3 separate regions of the Homo sapiens genome follow, and regions 2 and 3 are each linked to region 1. Evidence: chromatin loops called from intact Hi-C (ENCODE). Cell type or tissue: PC-9. All regions are shown on one strand. Each heading gives the region's core, and the rest is flanking DNA. Links, peaks and the distances in the headings are about the cores only.

Region 1 (5,962 bases), core at 526-5,525:
AGAAAAGGCAACCCTTGTACACTGTTGGTAGGAATGTAAATTAGTACAATCACCGTGGAGAACAGTTTGGAGTTTCCTCAAAAAACTAAAAATAGAGCTACGATATGATCCAGCAATCCCACTGCTAGGTATATACCCAAAAGAAAGGAGATCAGTATATTGAAAAGATGTCTGCATTTCTACGTTTGTTGCAGCACTGTTTACAATACCTAAAATTTGAAAGCAACCTAAGCATCCATCAACAAATGAATGGATAAAGAAAATGTACATATACACAATGGAGTACTATTCAGCCGTAAAAAAGAATAATATCCTGTCATTTGCAACAACACGGATGGAACTGGAGGTCATTATGTTAAGTGAAATAAGCCAGGCACAGAAAGACAAACTTTTGCCTGTTCTCACTTATCTGTGGGATTTAAAAATAAAAACAATTGAACTCATGGAGATAGTAGAATGATGGTTACCAGAGACTGAAAAGGATAGTTTGGCAGTGGGGGTGAGGGGTAAGTGGGGATGGTTAATGGGTACAAAAATATAATTAGATAGAAGGAATAAAATTTAGTATTTGATAGCATGACAGAGTGACTACTATCAACAATAATTTATTGTACATTTAAAAATAACTAAAAGACTATAATTGGACTGTTTGAAACACAAAGAAGAATAAATGCTTGAGATGATGGATATCCTATTTACCCGGATGTGATTATTATGCATTGTATGTCTATATCAAAATATTTCATGTACACTATAACTATATAGATGTACGATGTACTCACAAAAATTTAAAACAAAACAAACAAATAAACATGAATTCAGTTTATTAGAATTCCCAAACATGAATAGAAGATCTAAGATAACTCTTTTTGCCATCCTGAGGAATTTGGTAAGGTTTTCTGGTAGATTTTCTACATAGAAAAAAATACGCTTTGAAGGAAAACAAGAGCCTTTATGACTTTAATAGAACAACCCTTTCCCAGAGTCTCTCAGAGGCTAACATAATCCTGTACACACAGATTAACCTGTGCCTATATTCCTGAAAAGACTGCAGTAAAGGCAAATTCAGGCCTCATTATAGGGTCATTTTACATTTCAAACTGCAGTTTTCTTTTTCTTTTTTTTTTTTTTGAGATGGAGTTTTGCTCTTGTTGCCCAGACTGGAGTGCAATGGTGCGATCTCGGCTCACCTCAACCTCTGCCTCCCGGGTTCAAGCAATTCTCCTGCCTCAACCTCCCAAGTAGCTGGGATTACAGCACGTGCCACCACGCCTGGCTAATATTGTATTTTTTAGTAGAGATGGGATTTCTCCATGTTGGTCAGGCTTGTCTCGAACTCTTGACCTCAGGTGATTCGCCCGCCTCTGCCTCCCAAAGCACTGGGATTACAGGCATGAGCCACCATGCCTGGCCTGCAGTTTTCTTTATAATCGAAAAGTCCATCTTTACAAACTAGCAGTAAGGCTCAAAAAACAACAACAACAACAACAATACCACACACATACACACCCCAAAATTATTGCTTAACAACAAACATCCTGATATCTACAGTTATTTTTCTTCCCTTTACTTAAAATTCTATTTTCTGACCAGTTGAAGAGTCCTCCTGTCCTAACTTGGTTCATTAAAAATATCAGTTTCTTTCCATGGCCTCCAAAATTTTTTTTTAATTTGAAAAATTTTTACCTCATTTCTGAAAGGACTGTCTCCTGAAAACATTCCCACTTCTGAGTGCTTCCTATTTTAGGAGAACAAAAGTTCCAGCTTTCAGTATCCTTAGAGCACACCACTCTCTGCCTCAGATGGACCCAAATTCTCACAAAAACAAAAGAGAGACATGGGATGAGACAACGAATTCTCACTTGGCCTCACTGCCAGACTTGTATACAATCCTCTCTGATGTCTTCTAGATCTTGGGCAGCTTGAACACTTTCTTTATTGTATATATTTAAGATGTACAGCACAATGTTTTGATATACACACATACAATAAAGTGATTACTATAGTCAAGTAAACTAACATATCTATCCTCTCACATACTTACTTTTGTGTGTGTGGTAAAAGCACCTAAAAATCTCTCTTAGCAAATTTCCAGTTTGTAATATTTTTAGCTGTCTTCCTCACGTTATTCATTAGATCTCTACACCAATTCATCCTATATAACTGCAACTTTGTCCCCTTTAACCTACATCTGCCCATTTCCCCCATCCTCCCACCCCAATCGCCATTATACTCTCCATTTCTATTTATTCAGTGTTTGAAAAGATTTCGTATATAAGTGAGATCATGCAGTATTTTTCTTCCTGTGGTCTGGTTTCCTCAAATGTCTTCAACACAAACTGTATATTTGCTAAATAATGCTTTGTGGTCCTGAGTCAAATATTATTAAAACTTGATATGTTGGGAATTCCAAGCCAAGAGGAGAAATACTTCTAGACCTCTCCACAAGCTGGTATGTCTTCAAATGGAATAAAAAATGTAAGTAAAAACTTATTTGAGGTCTATATGGAATGTATGATTTTCTTTGGAAAATAATCATTCAGACAATTACTTATGAAGAAATCTCTTCAATGCCATCTTTGCTAGTAACTGCTGGGCTATTTTCCATTCCCACCTCCAATATTAACATACCATGACATACAATTCTATAGAGCCAAAAAGATATTCAAAAGACCCCAAATAAAAGAACTTGAAAGTCAAAAGGGGACCAATTCTTACAGAATATTTTGATAATAAATGTAATTCCAGACACACAGACTCTTTAGGGACTTAAAGTCCTAAATCTCTAAGATTATAAATGAGAAAACTGCAACCTGAGATATTATGCCAATTGTCTAAAGTTTTTAGTGGCAAGAACCACTTATTTATTTCAACAAACATTTACTGAACATCTACTCTATAGCTGGCAAAAGAAGACATTTTGGAATAAAGAAATGCAAGACACAGTTCCTGCCCCCACCTCCGGTTGTTTACAGTCCACTGGGGATACCTACCTAGTGAGCAGAGACACAGAGTGATAGGCTCTTTGATAAAGGCAGTCACAAGGTGAGGCCCCAAACTCACAGAGCAAGAAACCAGAACAAACTTTCTGGAAGGGGTTTGTCCTGAGCTGAGTCTTGATGAAGGTGAAGGAGCTGCTTAGGAAAGAAAGAGATCAAGAGAAAAGGGCCTGGCTCTCTAGGTCTTTCCGCATTCACATTAGACTAGTCCGCTCTTAAAATGTTTTGGTTTTGAGTTTGGTTTTGTCCGTGAATTATTTTATCTCTAGGTCAGAACATAGTGTTAAAGGAGTGAAAGCCACACCAGACACCTTAAAATGTCTCACACTAACCACAAGGGGGAGTAGGTTAAAGATGGCTGAATTCAGGTAACTCACTCATCACCATCACTAAAATCCACCAGTAAGTAGCCTAGTGTTGCGGGGCATGGGCCGAACCTCCCTATAAAGGCAGCTTTGCTTACTGAGTTATTCATTTTATCAATCTGTGTACTTTTCAACAATCACTTTAACATGTAGGCAGAAAATAAGAAATATTCAGTAAAAATATGTAAAACAAATTTATTAATTCAAGTATTTATTGAGTTCCTATTATTTGCCATGTAGATATTACAATAATATTCTAATCATATATATAAGCCTTTGTAAAGAGGTTTACGGCTTTAATTTTTTCCTCATTTACTCATTTGTTGCTCTAAGCCTGAATTTGGAGGTGTTCAAAGACTAGAAAGACAGGCATAGACAAGGGTATGTCGATGTATAGAGAATGGGAGAAGGAGGGAGAAGGAATGGTTTGAAAGTATCTTCAGAACAGGCTGCATAAGTGACAAAAGTTTTCAAAAGTGGGGTTTGTGGATACCTTAAATTTGTGTGTAGTGCCACAGTTTGTAGAGTTGGGAAAAAAAAAAAAGAGTTGGAGGATGATGGTCAGAACTCACCATTTATTCATTCATGGTAGATGTGGGTTCTTCCCTTTCCTCTAGGCTCTAAACAATTGGTTATCTTTGGGACCACTGAAAGAAAGATCACATTTCTGATCAAAATTTAGGATACATGGTCTGCCACATATAAGTGTTTTTATAAGGAAAATGGGATAAACATTTAAAAGCAGGATTGTCACTTTTTTGTCCCTTTTCAACGTTAAAGATGTCAAAATAAGAACATCTTGGTGAGTCCTCTGGTGAGATCTCTCTCTCTCTCTCTCTCTCTCTCTTTCTCTCTCTCTCTCTCTTTCTCTTTTCCCCTCTTGGCTCCCAGGACTAAGAAAAGGATAGATCAAAGGGACAGTAAATACAGCCTATGCCTGGAAGACTTAATATCATAGCTGTTTTGTTGGGGATGGAATCTGGAGGTTGCAATAGAGTGAAAGGAAAAATGATCTAGGAGTTAAGACACAGGTAAAATTCTGGCTTTGCTGCTAAATATCTGGATGTGTTGGGCAAGTCATTTAGTCAACCTAGGCCTCAATTTCTCTATCTGTAGGAAATAATGATGGCTGAAATTTGTTAAACATGTATTATGAATCTATCAACAGTTCTTAGAGGCTTATTTGGAGGGGGATGAATAGATCAGTGGTTTTCAAACTTAACTTTATGCAAGGGAATCCTTTCGTAAAATGAAGTCTTGTATGGCTCCCCAATGCATAGCACAGATAAAAGTAGTATACCTCTTTCATAAGTTACTGTGTATGGCATTTCCTCATGAGACATTTGAAGATTATCATGATCTGTGATTTCTACCACATCAAGCCTTGATCTGTAACACATTTGAGTAGTAAGCCTTTTTTAACTTAGTTTTTCAAATAATAAAATAAATGTAATGAAATGCGTGTGGATCCCTAGAACACAGTTTAAAAGCCACTGAATGAGTTTATCTCTGAGGTCTCTTCTGAATCTGATGTTCTCCCCATCTGAGCCTGGCTCAGATGGCAAAAACTCCTGCCAAGAACACATACACACCCGTCACTTTTCTCCCCCATGAAGGAAGATGCCTCTTATATTTCCCAGCAGAAATCAATGCCTAATATTAAAAACATGTCAGTGTGACTAGTTCTAATTCAGTCTCTCCTTCAACAAGTTTTGGGGACAAAGGTATTGCTACATCTGTGACAGTTGTAACTGCTTTGGGATTCTACTTGGACTCACAGTGTGTATATCTGAATATTCCCAGAAGTATCTAGTCAAGCTCAATAAAATTTTGAATGTCAGCAGAACTGAAATCCAGTATATAAGAAACCTGAACTAATATCACATAGTGAATTTCAACAATGCTGCTTGGATGGTAAGAGAGGTTCTCATCACTCTTTACCTGTGTGACCCTGGCCACTTTTCATTTGGGACCTTGTTTCTTGAACTAGAGATCAACATTATTTCCTTTCCAGCTGAAGTATTCTTTGTTCTCTAGTTAGTTAACATCCTTCTGTGATCAGCTGTACTACCTGCATCTCCACCACTTCTCATTTACCAGCTGGGCTGTTTTCACGGACATACATTCGGTACAGATTTTCCACTGTGTAATTCTGGTGATTCTACATATGAATTAAATGTTTTATGTTTGCACTTAAAACTGGAATTGCATGATATGAGATGAATGGTAAAATTTACATTTTAATTTTTAAGCTCAGAACAACATTAAATAGCAAATAAAAGACATAAAATATTTATGTATGAATTTAACAAAATATCTATAAGATCTCATGGGTACAAGAAGAAAACTACAAAACTCTAATGAAAGAAATCAAAGTAGATCACTAATAAATGAAGAGATATTCCATGTTCATGGATAAGAAGACTCAGTGTTGTTAAAATATCAGTTCTTCCCAAGTTGATCTACAGATTCAATGCAATTTCAATAAAGTAGTCCAGAAAGTTACTTTGTGGTGACCAACAAACTGATTCTGAAGTTTACATAGGGAGGCAAAAGACCCAGAATAACCAACAAAATATTGAAGAAGAATAAAGTCAG
Region 2 (5,962 bases), core at 651-5,650, 59 kb after region 1:
CTCCCTGCCAGGGCCTGGCTCCAAACACATGACACCCTCATGAGCCATCTGCACGCTAAGGACATAGTTGCATCTGATTTCTCTGAGAACCTGTCACTCGGAGCAGGGAGCTGAATGACAAGGATGAGCAAAGCACATTATTGGGCTCTGCCTTTAAAGGAAGTGGATTTGACTTGGTGAAAATATGGTTATACAGCATATGATCACAAGTACTTTTTTAAACACCCTGAAAGAAAATATAGAGAAGTACACTCAAATGTGCTAACTATAGATGTTAGAACTATGGGTGTTAGAACTATGGGTAATCTTTTTTAACGTTCCCCTCACATTTTCTTTAATAAGCATATATTGTCTTTAAAATTGAAAATAAATTTCAAAAAATGTTTAGAAAAAAATGCATTAACTTTGTATATATGGATATACACAGGTATATGTATTAATTAATGCAAGCAATGTGCAGGAATCTGGAGAGATTTAAAACTTCCCATGGCTTCCAGTAAGAATATTTCACATGGCAGCTATTACCAGTGTGGTATGAGAATCAGAGAATCAATTAATCTCACTTTTGAAAGGGTCTTTGTATTAGTTATCTGTTACTCCATCACAAATTACCCCAAAACCTTGGCGGCTTAAAACAATAAACATTTATTATTTCACACAGTTTCTGTAGGTTAGGAACCTCCGAGTGACTTAGCTGAGTGTCTCAGGCTCAGGGTCTCTGATGGGGTTGCAGTCAAGCTCTGAGCAGGGGCTGCAGTCATCTGAAGGTTTATCCAGGGCTGGAGCACCTACTTCCAAGATGGTCATTCATATGGCTATTGGCAGAAGTCCTCAATGCCTTGCCACATGGGCCTCTCCATGGGGCTGCCTGACTGTCCTCACAACACAGCATCTGGCTTCCCCTGGATGGAATGATGTATGTATGAGAAAGAGAGAGAGAGGAGCCACAAGGTCTTTTGTGATCTAGCCTAGGAAAAGTCATACCATCATTTCTGCCGTATTCACAGACCAATCCTGATGCAGTGTGGGAGGGGACTACACATATCCAAGGCAGGGATCGTTAGAGGCCCTTAAACACCATCATGTCCAATCCCCATGGGATCCTTGAGAAACTAAAATTTTTCCATAAAACAAGAAATATTGAGATTGTTAGTCACAGTCATTTAAATCTATTAAGGAAATAGGTATTTGAATCCTATTTTATATTCTGACTCAGCAGAAATGGCTCTTCTGAAAATAATGTATTAGAGGTTATGAGTGTAATGTGACTTTAAAATGTTAATTGGTTTTCACTTCTTGGAAAGTTACAAAATTTTATTTCCTTCCTTTTAGAGAGGTTTAGATAGGCAAAACAGATTTTTTTTTAAACAAGCCTTTGTACTTTGGTGGTATGGCTGCCAGGCAAAAACAAGTAAACAAACGAAAACCTTTTAGTGGTTGTTTTCAGCCTAGCTAGATGTCTAATTGATTTAAAAACAATAATAATCTATCTCCCCCAATAGGTCAAATGTCTTTCTAATACAATCCATGGATTTCAACACATGGAAAAGGAGGCTTGTGAAATCAATATAGAAACTATATTGTTAAAAAACAACAATTAGTCTGGGCACAGTGGCTCATGCCTGTAATCCCAGCACTTCAGCAGGCCGAGGTGGGAGGATTGCTTGAGCTGAGGAGTTCAAGACCAACCAGGGCAACATAGTGCGACCTTGTCTCTACCAAAACAACAACAACAAAATCAGAATGAAAACTCTGTCTGACTTGGGGGATTTTCTTTTTTAATAAATGAGTTTATTTGGTTAAAAAAAAGCATTTCAAATAACATCTTATGTATTTAATGAATTGCCTTTACTAAAAAGAGTAAAATTATATGAAATTTGAAATGTCTTTAAATTAGAGACATAAGATTATAGAAATACAGGGCAATGCATCTTCCAGGCTGCTCCTCTTAATAAGAATAGGAAGAGGAAATTTGTCAGTGTTTGAAATTACCTCCAGACTCTTTAAGCAATGAATTCTCCTGTATTCATCTTTGAATCCCAAATGCCAGCAGAGTGCCAGGCACAGAGAGGTCATGAAATATTTGCTGAATGAATGAAGAAGGGAAAAGCACTAGATTGTTTTGGAGAAATGATACCACTACAAAGCCCGTTCTCACCCTAATTTCCATTCCTCCCTTCACCCCCTGTGTTCCCAACATCCCCTGACTTCAAAGAGAGTCCCCAGGAAGAGAGCTGGCCTTGGCATCGGTAAATCACCAGTTGCCCTAAGGGCTCATGACTTGTCATCCCAGCAAGTCCAATTAATTCCCTGTTCAAACTGACATTTTAAATTCCGGTCCATAATACAAAAGAAAAATGAATCTGCCCAACTTCTTGTTTGGGCATCTATTATATTTTCAACGCCATCCCATAAATTCTATGCATTCACTCCCTCCCCCAGTGCAAGAATTAAACACGGATCTGCAGCCGGATGGATTCTATCTCCTGTCTTTTATCCAGCTGGAAAGCTACTTACTAGTTCTTTATCGTCTTTTGGTAACAGATATTCTCCCAGGAATCTCCACTCTCGCTGTTAAACTTCCCAGCAAGTTCAAAGGGGCTCTCATCTCTCCAAGATCTGCTAGTTAACTTACTGCTGCTACATGGCATTGCCTTTGATAATTTAGCCCCTCCCAGAGGCTGATTTTTCTCCATCTCAGGATAAAATAAGGTGTGTTTTTTGTTGTTGTTGTTTTTGTTTTTGTTTTTTTTTGTTGTTGTTTTTTGAGACAGAGTTTCGCTCTTGTTGCCCAGGCTGGAGTACAATGGCGCAGTCTCGGCTGACTGCAACCTCCAACTCCCGGGTCCAAGCGATTCTCCTGTCTCAGCCTCCCGAGTAGCTGGGATTACAGATATGCGCCACCATGCCCGGCTAATTTTGTATTTTTAGTAGAGACGGGGTTTCACCATGGTGGTCAGGCTGGTCTCGAACTCCTGACCTCGGGTGATCCGCCCGCCTCGGTCTCCTAAAGTGTTGGGATTACAGGCGTGAGCCACCGCACTTGGCCTAAAATAAGGTTTTATCAAGCCGTCAAAGCCCTGGACTTTGGCACTGTTTTCAAAGGGTGTTAAAACATTCCCAAAGGATGAACCCTCTTGAACTAAGGAATCACTGAGGGGAAAGGAATGCAAGCAGGTCTGACAGGATCTGCAGCTTTCCCCTGATTTATTGCACCTTGCTTTAGAGGAACTAAATGCTCATTCTGATGAGTTTAGTGAATATGAGACACTCTCTGTGGATCCAGGATTTCACCATATGCTATTGGGTCATATGTCTCAAAACTCAGGTGTGCTCATCGTTGAACTAATAACCTCAGTTATTCATTTGGTTTCAAAATGCTTATCCTGGCACGTACAGTACTGTTTTCTTTTAGGGCTGAGATTTTATCTAACACAATTACAGTTTCTGATAAGCTATTCTGTGTTTAAAGCACATATTTTTAAAAAATCAGAGGTCTGCATCTCCAAGCACAGGGCAGTCCAGGATAAATCAGACCCACTAAAAATATAAGGACTATAGCTGATCTTTGTATTATTGTTGTTAGAAAGGTAATTATTCCAAATTGCAGAAAGAATGAAAATAGAAAAAAGAAAAATATGACAAGTAATTCTAGGCTATTCTTTTGATGTGTTTCCTTTTAGTCTTTTTAAAAAAAGATAAAATTTTGAATTTTTTTTTTCATTTAACTTATCACAGATATTTTGCCTTTATTTTGCCAGTCTGCTTCATGACTATGGCTTTTAGAGATCGCTTTTCAAAAGGACATGTTTTAGTGAACGCTATCAAGCTGGAAATTTTAAAAAGCAAGAAATCCAGATCATCACACATTTTTTCATTATTTTTTAGTCATCAAATTATTTTTCATGTGTATTTCAGAGGATTGCTCTTCCAAGAAATACTCTGTAATACACTGTATGCATTTGAGAGAAAACTCTGAACTTGTTTTTAAAGTTTGTATATTCAACCAGGTATCAATGACACTTTTTCATCTTTTTTTTTTTAATTACTAAAGAATCCAGTCACATCAAGCATCATGAGCTTCCAGAATCCTGAGTTCTATAGGAAACCAATTAGTTTGAACATCTTCCCCAAGGTATAAAAGTATTTCGCCAATCCCAATACAGGGTGAGAAGAGTTTATGAGAATTGAATGAAACAATGCAGATAGTCTCTCACCAACATCCCCCATAGCCTCACAATTCAAATGCAGCATTCCACTTGCTCGGCTTTAAAATTTAATAAAGAAAAGTAAAGCGATGGGTTGGAAGATTTTGGAAATTGAGCAAAGATGAAAGAGGCAGTATTGTACATTTGCGTTTCTTTTATATTTGATGTCCTTCCATGTTAGGGAGAAAAAGAAAATATGCAAGAGTACGAAGGACAATGTTTTTAATAAAACCTTGGCTGCTTTTCTGTAAGAATCGATGCAAGTAATTTTATCTCTTTAGGGGTGGTTTTCAAAGCAAGGGGAAGAAACAAATTGACAGGATCTCATAAGGTACTTGGGAAATGCACTCTTTTTGTGCTTTATTTAACTTAGCTAGGGAAAAAAACTACGTGAAAAGGCAAGATTTCACTCAGATCTAGTTCTGCTTCATATGACTTAGAAAGGAAAAAAAGGAAGAAAGGAAGAAAAAATCCCTCTCAAACCTTATGCCCTATATCATAGTGTTGTACAGATGACTTTTAAAAGGATAATAACATATTTCAGTATTTTTTAAACTGAAATTTGACTAACTGTACAAATTTGGGTTGTGGGTTCTTTAACGAAGGAAGATAATTATATTTATATTTTTCTGACATGATATAAAAACTTAAGTCAGCATAGAGCCCCTGCTGTCAAGCTAGGCTGCCATTTGAGCTCCTAAGGAAGAAAATCCTTGGGAAAGATTGTATTTTATAGTCCTGCCCTCAGCAATTCAGCTGTGCTTCATTCCAAGACACATTTTTGCCTTATGTGCCATAATAAAAGCAAACCTTCTTGCCCCTTAGAGGGGCACATTTAGAAGATCAAGAGGAGAATGTACTTGGGCCACAGTCTCTCCTAGGACGGCTGCAAGGCAAGCTGTAATAGAAACCAAAACAGGGCACATCTAACCGGTTCTGGGTTTTCTCCTGAAGGCAGGATGTAGACCAGGTTTTTTGCAAGGGTCACTGAAGTTTGCAAAACTTTTTCTGCTCCTGGCTGATTGAGCGAGCCAGAGCCAGCTCATAGCTTGGATTGGAAATCATGTGAAACTCATTTATGCCATTTTGTATTTTCTCTCTTTAACTCCCTATCAGACATTGAGCCGAGTTTGCATCCGAGTCTGGAGTTGGTTTACAAGCATACTGGAAATAAAACTCAATTGGGAGTGAGAATCCAGGTGAACCGAAGTAAACGTGAACTCTTTGTGAACCAAATACTACTGTACGCCTCTTCAAAGCCTACAGGCGCCTGAAAATCTCCCATAAATCCAAGCTGCATTGAAAGGATTTGCTCCAAGCCTTCTACCAGTAGCTTGCATCCACATGCATCAGATTCAGCTGTCTCCTAAATCTGCAAAGTGTTATCTGCCTCACCGTGCACAAACTACTGTCCCAAACTGTATTCAATCCAGATGGGAGGTTTTATCACTTCCTGACTTCCCTTCCATTGTAAGGATGAATATTTTGAAACCAGGCAACTAGGAAAACCATACCCCACTAAATGGGAGCATATACTATTTAGGGAAAACTTTCTAATTGTCCCCCAGAAAATGAAGAAATTATGCTCTTCTTGTACCCTGATTGTACAAAATGTTCAGCTCCCTGGGATATGCACCAGATCACATTCACAAGAGAACCTACCATGGGTGTGTCCAGCGTCACGCACAATTCTCAGTGAAACAGCTTAATCTCCACACTTTTCTGTCTCACAAGCAAATTAGGATGCAAGTGAG
Region 3 (5,962 bases), core at 651-5,650, 48 kb before region 1:
TTCAATACCAGACTGATTGGCTGCCATTCTTCTTAACTCAGTTGAGAGACTCCAAAACTTTCCATCTGCTGGCTCCTTCTTTGTATACTAAGGCCACATTTTCCATTTGCCTTCAAACAGTTTAACATTTTTGCTGCATTACTGAGGCCATTTTAATTTATCACTTTGTTTTAAAGCACTGCACCATCCAAAAATAGCACAAAATTACTCATTCTATTCAAGGGTAGATGGTACTGCAGCCTTATATGAGACATGTAATCTTTCACTGATTGGGCCAGTGTGAACACAGGCCTGGTTTTCAGAGTTCTAACAGTCCCGGATGGGAGCTGCTTGTTTTTTTGAAGCAAGTTTTAAGCTTTTTTGCCACCAGAGCCACTGAAGAATGCCTGACCAGCCACAGAGAGAAGCTATGCAGCTGGGTTCTGAATTCCTTCCTTGTCTAGAGATCCAGGCAGGCTGAAATATTTTAGAAAGAGTTGACTTACCAAACTTTCTTTCTCCTGGTTTTCCATAATGTCATTTCATGTACCTATTTTTAAAATGTTTAGTTTTACATTGGATTTTGTGTTTTAAGCCTATAAAAAACTTGATTTAGGATTTCACTGGAGCCTGGCAGAATAATTTAAAGGGAGAATTTCTTGAGAAATGGAAATCAGTACTGGTTTTTCCAAAAGTTTTGTTGAGATTATTTGTGATTGCTCTTATTTTTATAGTGAGTACAGCCCCTCCTTCCCCTTGCCTTCTGCCTCCCTTTTGTATGCATAAGACAGCCTCATTCTGGTGGCCTGTCTTGAAAATCACCATAATGGAATATATATGAGGATTAGGCACAGAAATGTCAGGCCTTATTAAATTTCAGTAGTCAAACTCGCTTTTGTGTTTCCCATTACCTCTCTGGTCTCTGAGACTTTCCAGAGAGGAATAACTCTCCATGTCCCATAGGAATTGTACCCCCTCCCCCAGTTTTAGCAGAACCTTGCCTGTTGTCAGTCATTATTGGAAGACTATGATGTTTTCCACTTTCATTGACTTTTAAAAAATTCTCTTGCAAAGAAGACCTTTGGGTGATTCATGCAATCAAATTCTGTTAGGGAGGAGAAAGTCTAGCTGTCAGTGGTATTATTAAATGCCCGGTGTAAAACCACGGAATCTGGGCATTCATACCCCCTCTCCCCAAGGAGCTCAGTGAGCTTTGGATGCATTACTTTCCTTTATTCATCCTCACAAGGGAACTCGAAGAGGAAGAGGGGGGCCAGGCTTCTTTAAACAATCTTCCTAGCATTTGTAGCTGCTGTAGTATACGTGGTACGATAGTTCCCCCACCGTAATCCACAGTTTTGCTTTCTGTGGTTTCAGTTACCTGCAGGACAGTATTATAAGATATTTTAAGAAACAGAGAGAGACCACATACACATAAATTTTATTAGAGTATATTGTTATAATCGTTCTATTTTATAGTTATTGCTGCCAATCTCTTACTGTGCCTAGTGTTTAAATTAAACTTTATCATAGGTATGTATAGGAAAATATATAGTCTGTATAAAGTTCTGTACTATCTGCAGTTTCAGGCATACCCCTGCAGATAATGGGGGCTACTGTATATACATTGTTTTTCACTCTAGGTGCCTCCAACTAAGTAGAAGTGTGGAGACTCGACAAGGTTTAGAAGGAACCTAAAATAGCTATTAAAGGTAGAGCCACCAGATCAGCGCAGCTGTCAGGGTTTGAAGGCACCCCTGCTTTTGGAGTTGGCAAAGACCTAAGGAATCCACCGCAAGGAGAGAAGGAGGGGGCATGGACACACACAGGTGATTTAGGAGCCTGAGGATACACCTCACTCCCAGGCAAGCTCTCCCACCCTCTGCCGCCAAGGAGAGTGCTGGCACATCTCTCTGGCAGTCTTCCACCTGAAAGAGCTAATCTGCCAGTCATCGCACACTCATCTTCCTGTGGGCTGCCAGGAAGAATCTGGGTCAGTGGGAGTTTACAGCTGTAGGAGCAGCCAGACCAGGTCATGAACTATGGTTCATCTACTTTGCAGAAAAGATTTAATGAATCCTTTAAGGCTATGTTGCCTCTCCCAGGGGTATTTGCATTTATAAAAGAACCAATGAATAAAACCATTATTTTATATGGGAAATTGGCAAATCAAGTGGAGGAGGCATTTAAGGCCTAGTAGATCCCTCACCTAGCCATAGATTATACCAGAAGTGTGGTCGATAACTACTGTACCTATTCAACATGCAGGGCATAGGAACAGCATGGAGACTGGCACGGAGGAGGGCTGAATTCCCAGAGGGCTGCCGCCAACTCAACAGTGAGGGGCTCAGACCCTTCACCTCTGTGGGTGTCAGTGTGCTTCTCTGTAGAATGAAGGGTAGGAAGAAGAACCAGTCCACACCGCTCCTTCCACTACCTCCTTTCCTCATCCCTCTTCCTTCTCTTTCACTGTTGGGGCGGCTGTGTGGATATCAGAGTTCAGCTGTACAAGCCGGAGTGGGAAGTTTTGGCTGATTGCCAGTTTTCTTCAGAATTTCTCTACAAGTTGAGTTAGGGAGCAGCAAGCTGGTGGCAGGGTGGAACCAGTGTTTGTTGTGCTTTCCATAAAATGAGATCCATCTCTTCCAAGCCACCCTTTTCTCCAGTACTGACTAGCTGATCTCCAAGATACCTGATGGTCTAGTTTCAGGATTAGCCCTGTGGTCTGACCCGCTGGCTACTCCAGATGGAACTGTCTCCGGGCTCTTCTGTGTGCTTAGCCTTCCCTCTGGGCAGAAATGCACCAGGGAAAGGACATAACGAAACTGGTTTTATCAGAACAGCCTGCCTGAGAGAGATCAAGCAGGGCACAGGTAAAAATGTTAATAAAAATTAAAAATAGAACCTGCAGAACAGGTATTGCTCTTTTTCAGTTGGCAGAAGCCTGCTGCCAATATCAGAGTGATCCCTACCAATGTGATGAGTGTGGGGAAGGCCATAGAAAGGACCGGCGAATGCTGGCATTGATGTGTGTTATTTTAACATTTCTGAAATCCTGTTCTTAGTCTGCACACCTTGTCCGAGGCTCCGATGTTATCCAGGTGATTCATCATTTAATGCTGTTGGCTTCAACATGGATTTAATGGTAACTAAACCAAGTGCACACTATGTGAAGATCTATTCACTTGGAGGTCCTTCATTTCAGGTCACCAGGTATGCCCCTGGGCTCCTGCCGCAGCTGATCGGGTGCTAGGTGCTGAGGATACACGGTGAGTTCCTTCTCTCCCCTCAGGGGCCGGTGTCTGGATGGGTAACTTTAATATGATGTCGGATACAGAGAGGGCCAAAAGAACATGAAGGAAGGCCCTTGACCTCCCAGGTGGTGAGCTGGAGACCTTGGGGAGATGGAGTGAGGTGCAATTTGCAGGAAGAAAGGAGTTACCCAGGTGAGCGGGAGGAAGGCAATGGCATTCCCAGTAGAGGGAGCTCTCTTTTTGTATATTGTGGACAGGAAGGAAGTGGGAGGTGGAAGGTGGGAAGAAGGTGGTCAGAAGGAAGAAAAGGAATTGCATTCTCTCCCTTTCCTACCCATCTGCACTCTTATTGCTGCAGAAATAGAGAGAGAAAATCCACATCTAGGGATGGTTTTTATCAGCTTAAAGGAGGTAGAATAAATTTGGATTACTGTTTCTAATAGCAACAAAACAAACAAATCAGAAAACCCAAGCTGCATGCAACCTGAATGTCTATCCATAGACATTGCTTAAACAAACGCAGTACATTCATATATATTATGGAATAATATGTAGTTTTAAAAAAAAAATAAGATAGCTTTATATGTAGAGAGATATCCAAGAAATATTAGTAAATAAAAAAGCAAGTCATAGGAAAATATATATAGTGTATACGTTCCCATTTATGTAAAGAAATATATGCATCTTGCTTGCGGTCATGTATTTTTGTGCATCTATATACATGCACATATATAAACACATAGAAAAAGGGTCTGGAAAGATTCTTAACTTCTGGGGAGGGAAGTGGGATTGGAGGATGGCAAAGAAGGACTTTCACTTTCTGCTCAGTTTGCTTCTATATTGTTTATATTTTTACCCGAGAATATATTACTGAGGTAATTTTTTTTTTTTTTTAGTCTGGGAGAAAGCAATTGGAAGAAATGCAAAGCTCTTCAAAGGAGACCTATAAAGTCATCTTTGTTTTGTTCATTCTTCTCATGTTTCTGCATTCTGGGCATTCTCCTAAATTGGGGAGAAACCAAAATGCCCAGAAGTCAAATTCTGCAACTGTCATCATGCAAAATGTCAAATGAGAGAACCAAAGTATGCTGGATTCTATATTGTTAGGAAGGGATGGTTAATTTGATTGACTCTTGGGAGCTATTTTTCTAGCATTAAGTAATTCTAGGGAACCCTTCTGTGATCATCTCTGAGTAAATAAAGAAGTGAAATTGCAATTCAAATAAGGAATCAACTTTAATGCTCTCATAGAGAATATAAGCCAAATTACAGTGTGAATTTAAATTGTAATATGTCAGAGGCACATTATCTCAATGGCAATATTTTCTAAAATGTCTCTTCTTTTTTTTTTTTTTTTTTTTTTGAGACGGAGTTTTGCTCTTGTCCGCCAGGCTGGAGTGCAATGGCTTGATCTTGGCTCACTGCAACCTCCACCCAGGTTCAAGTGATTCTCCTGCCTCAGCCTCCCAAGTAGCTGGGATTACAGGCATCCGCTGCCACGCCCAGCTAATTTTTGTATTTTTAGTAGAGATGAGGTTTCACCATATTGGCCAGGCTGGTCTCAAACTCCTGACCTCAGGTGATCTGCCTGCCTCGGCCTCCCACAGTGCTGGGATTACGGCTGTGAGCCACCGCTCCCAGCCTAAAATGTCTCTTCTTACCCAGCTTCCACCTCCAAGCACACATGCCTCTCACACATCTGTGATTTTGTTATCTAGTACTGAGCCAACAACAAAGCAGAACATCTAGCACCAACAAATATTTAGATGATACACTGTTAAAGCAGCTCCCACTAACACCAGATAGGCTTAGGGGTCATTTTGCTCTTTAGCATCTCCCCTACCGAAGCCTGCAGAAAATTTCTAAGCTTATCTGGTGCCGGTGGGAGCTGAGTTCAACCCCGCTAGACAACAGAGTCCCAGACTGTATGTCCCAGATTCAACCTCTGGTTCATGTCAGATCTAGCAAGAGTTTGGGGCCACCTTAACTTTTCAACTTGCCAGGGATAGAAAATGTGGATGGCCTTTCCCACTGTTTATTTATGTGGGTCAGGTGGCTTCACCTGGGTAGGCTCCCATTTCCTCACATCCGCAGGGGTGCGCACTTTCTAGACCAGAGAATGTGTTTAAACCCCATGTGACCCTTGAGGAAAAAGCTCTAATAGTAAAGAAGATCCTCTGTTTGAAGAGAAGGGCAAGGCAGTCTCACACCAAACAAAGCAATCCATATAAGACCCTTTTCTTCTGCCTCAGGAATTCTTTCTTTTCTTTTCCTTTTTTTTGGTGGGGGGTGGGGGTGGGGGACAGAGTCTCACTCTGTCTCCCAGGCTGGAGTGCAGTGGCACGATCTTAGCCCACTGCAACCTCTACCTCCTGCGTTCAAGGGATTCTCCTGCCTCAGCCTCCCAAGTAGCTGGGATTACAGGCACCACCATGCCCAGCTAATTTTTGTATTTTTATTTTTATTTTTTTTAGTGGAGACGGGGCTTTGCCATGTTGCCCAGGCCAGTCTCGAACTCCTGAGCTCAAGCAATCCACCCGCCTCGGCCACCCAAAGTGTTGGGATTACACTGTGCCCGGCCGCCTCAGGAATTCTCTAAGTGGAGAATTAGTGGTGGGAATATTACACCTGATAGCTCAGAGGTCTCTACATTCAAATTTGTCCAAGGTTTATTACTGGGGTCCCTGGACATAATCCAAAGGGTTCACAGACTAGTTGGACTGGAGGAG

What was found. A loop is a pair of places that touch in the nucleus more often than their neighbours do. Peaks named below come from ENCODE experiments on the same cell type or tissue, not always from the same donor. Only the 100,000 strongest peaks of a DNase experiment are listed, where the experiment ranks them.
Region 2: a loop joins it to region 1, with 6 times the contacts of the local background. A loop is called at or near these places in 6 of 110 quality-filtered maps.
Region 3: a loop joins it to region 1, with 2.8 times the contacts of the local background. A loop is called at or near these places in 10 of 110 quality-filtered maps.

What each region holds. Positions count from the first base shown.
Region 1 is chr3:150,283,408-150,289,369 of GRCh38, forward strand. All of the region lies in intron 2 of LINC01214 (long intergenic non-protein coding RNA 1214), which reads right to left. Among named protein-coding and RNA genes, the nearest start is that of LINC01214, 37 kb to the right of the region's middle. In PC-9, for the core only: CTCF peaks have their summits at 3,332 (motif pointing right) and 3,533; no DNase peak of the experiment used is centred there; H3K27ac peaks cover 524 bases.
Region 2 is chr3:150,342,054-150,348,015 of GRCh38, forward strand. LOC107986141 (a long non-coding RNA gene) reads left to right here. Exons shown (of 3, transcript XR_001740958.1): 2 at 5,325-5,962. LOC107986142 (a long non-coding RNA gene) reads right to left here and starts at 1,617. Exons shown (of 3, transcript XR_001740959.3): 1 at 985-1,617; 2 at 1-902. In PC-9, for the core only: no CTCF peak of the experiment used is centred there; DNase peaks (open chromatin) are centred at 3,248 and 5,158; H3K4me3 peaks cover 1,407 bases; H3K27ac peaks cover 4,439 bases.
Region 3 is chr3:150,235,751-150,241,712 of GRCh38, forward strand. It overlaps LINC01213 (long intergenic non-protein coding RNA 1213), which reads left to right and starts at 2,769. Exons shown (of 3, transcript NR_110168.1): 1 at 2,769-2,852; 2 at 3,185-3,248; 3 at 4,130-4,456. In PC-9, for the core only: CTCF peaks have their summits at 3,430 (motif pointing right) and 3,632; DNase peaks (open chromatin) are centred at 1,931 and 2,831; H3K4me3 peaks cover 2,547 bases; H3K27ac peaks cover 2,607 bases.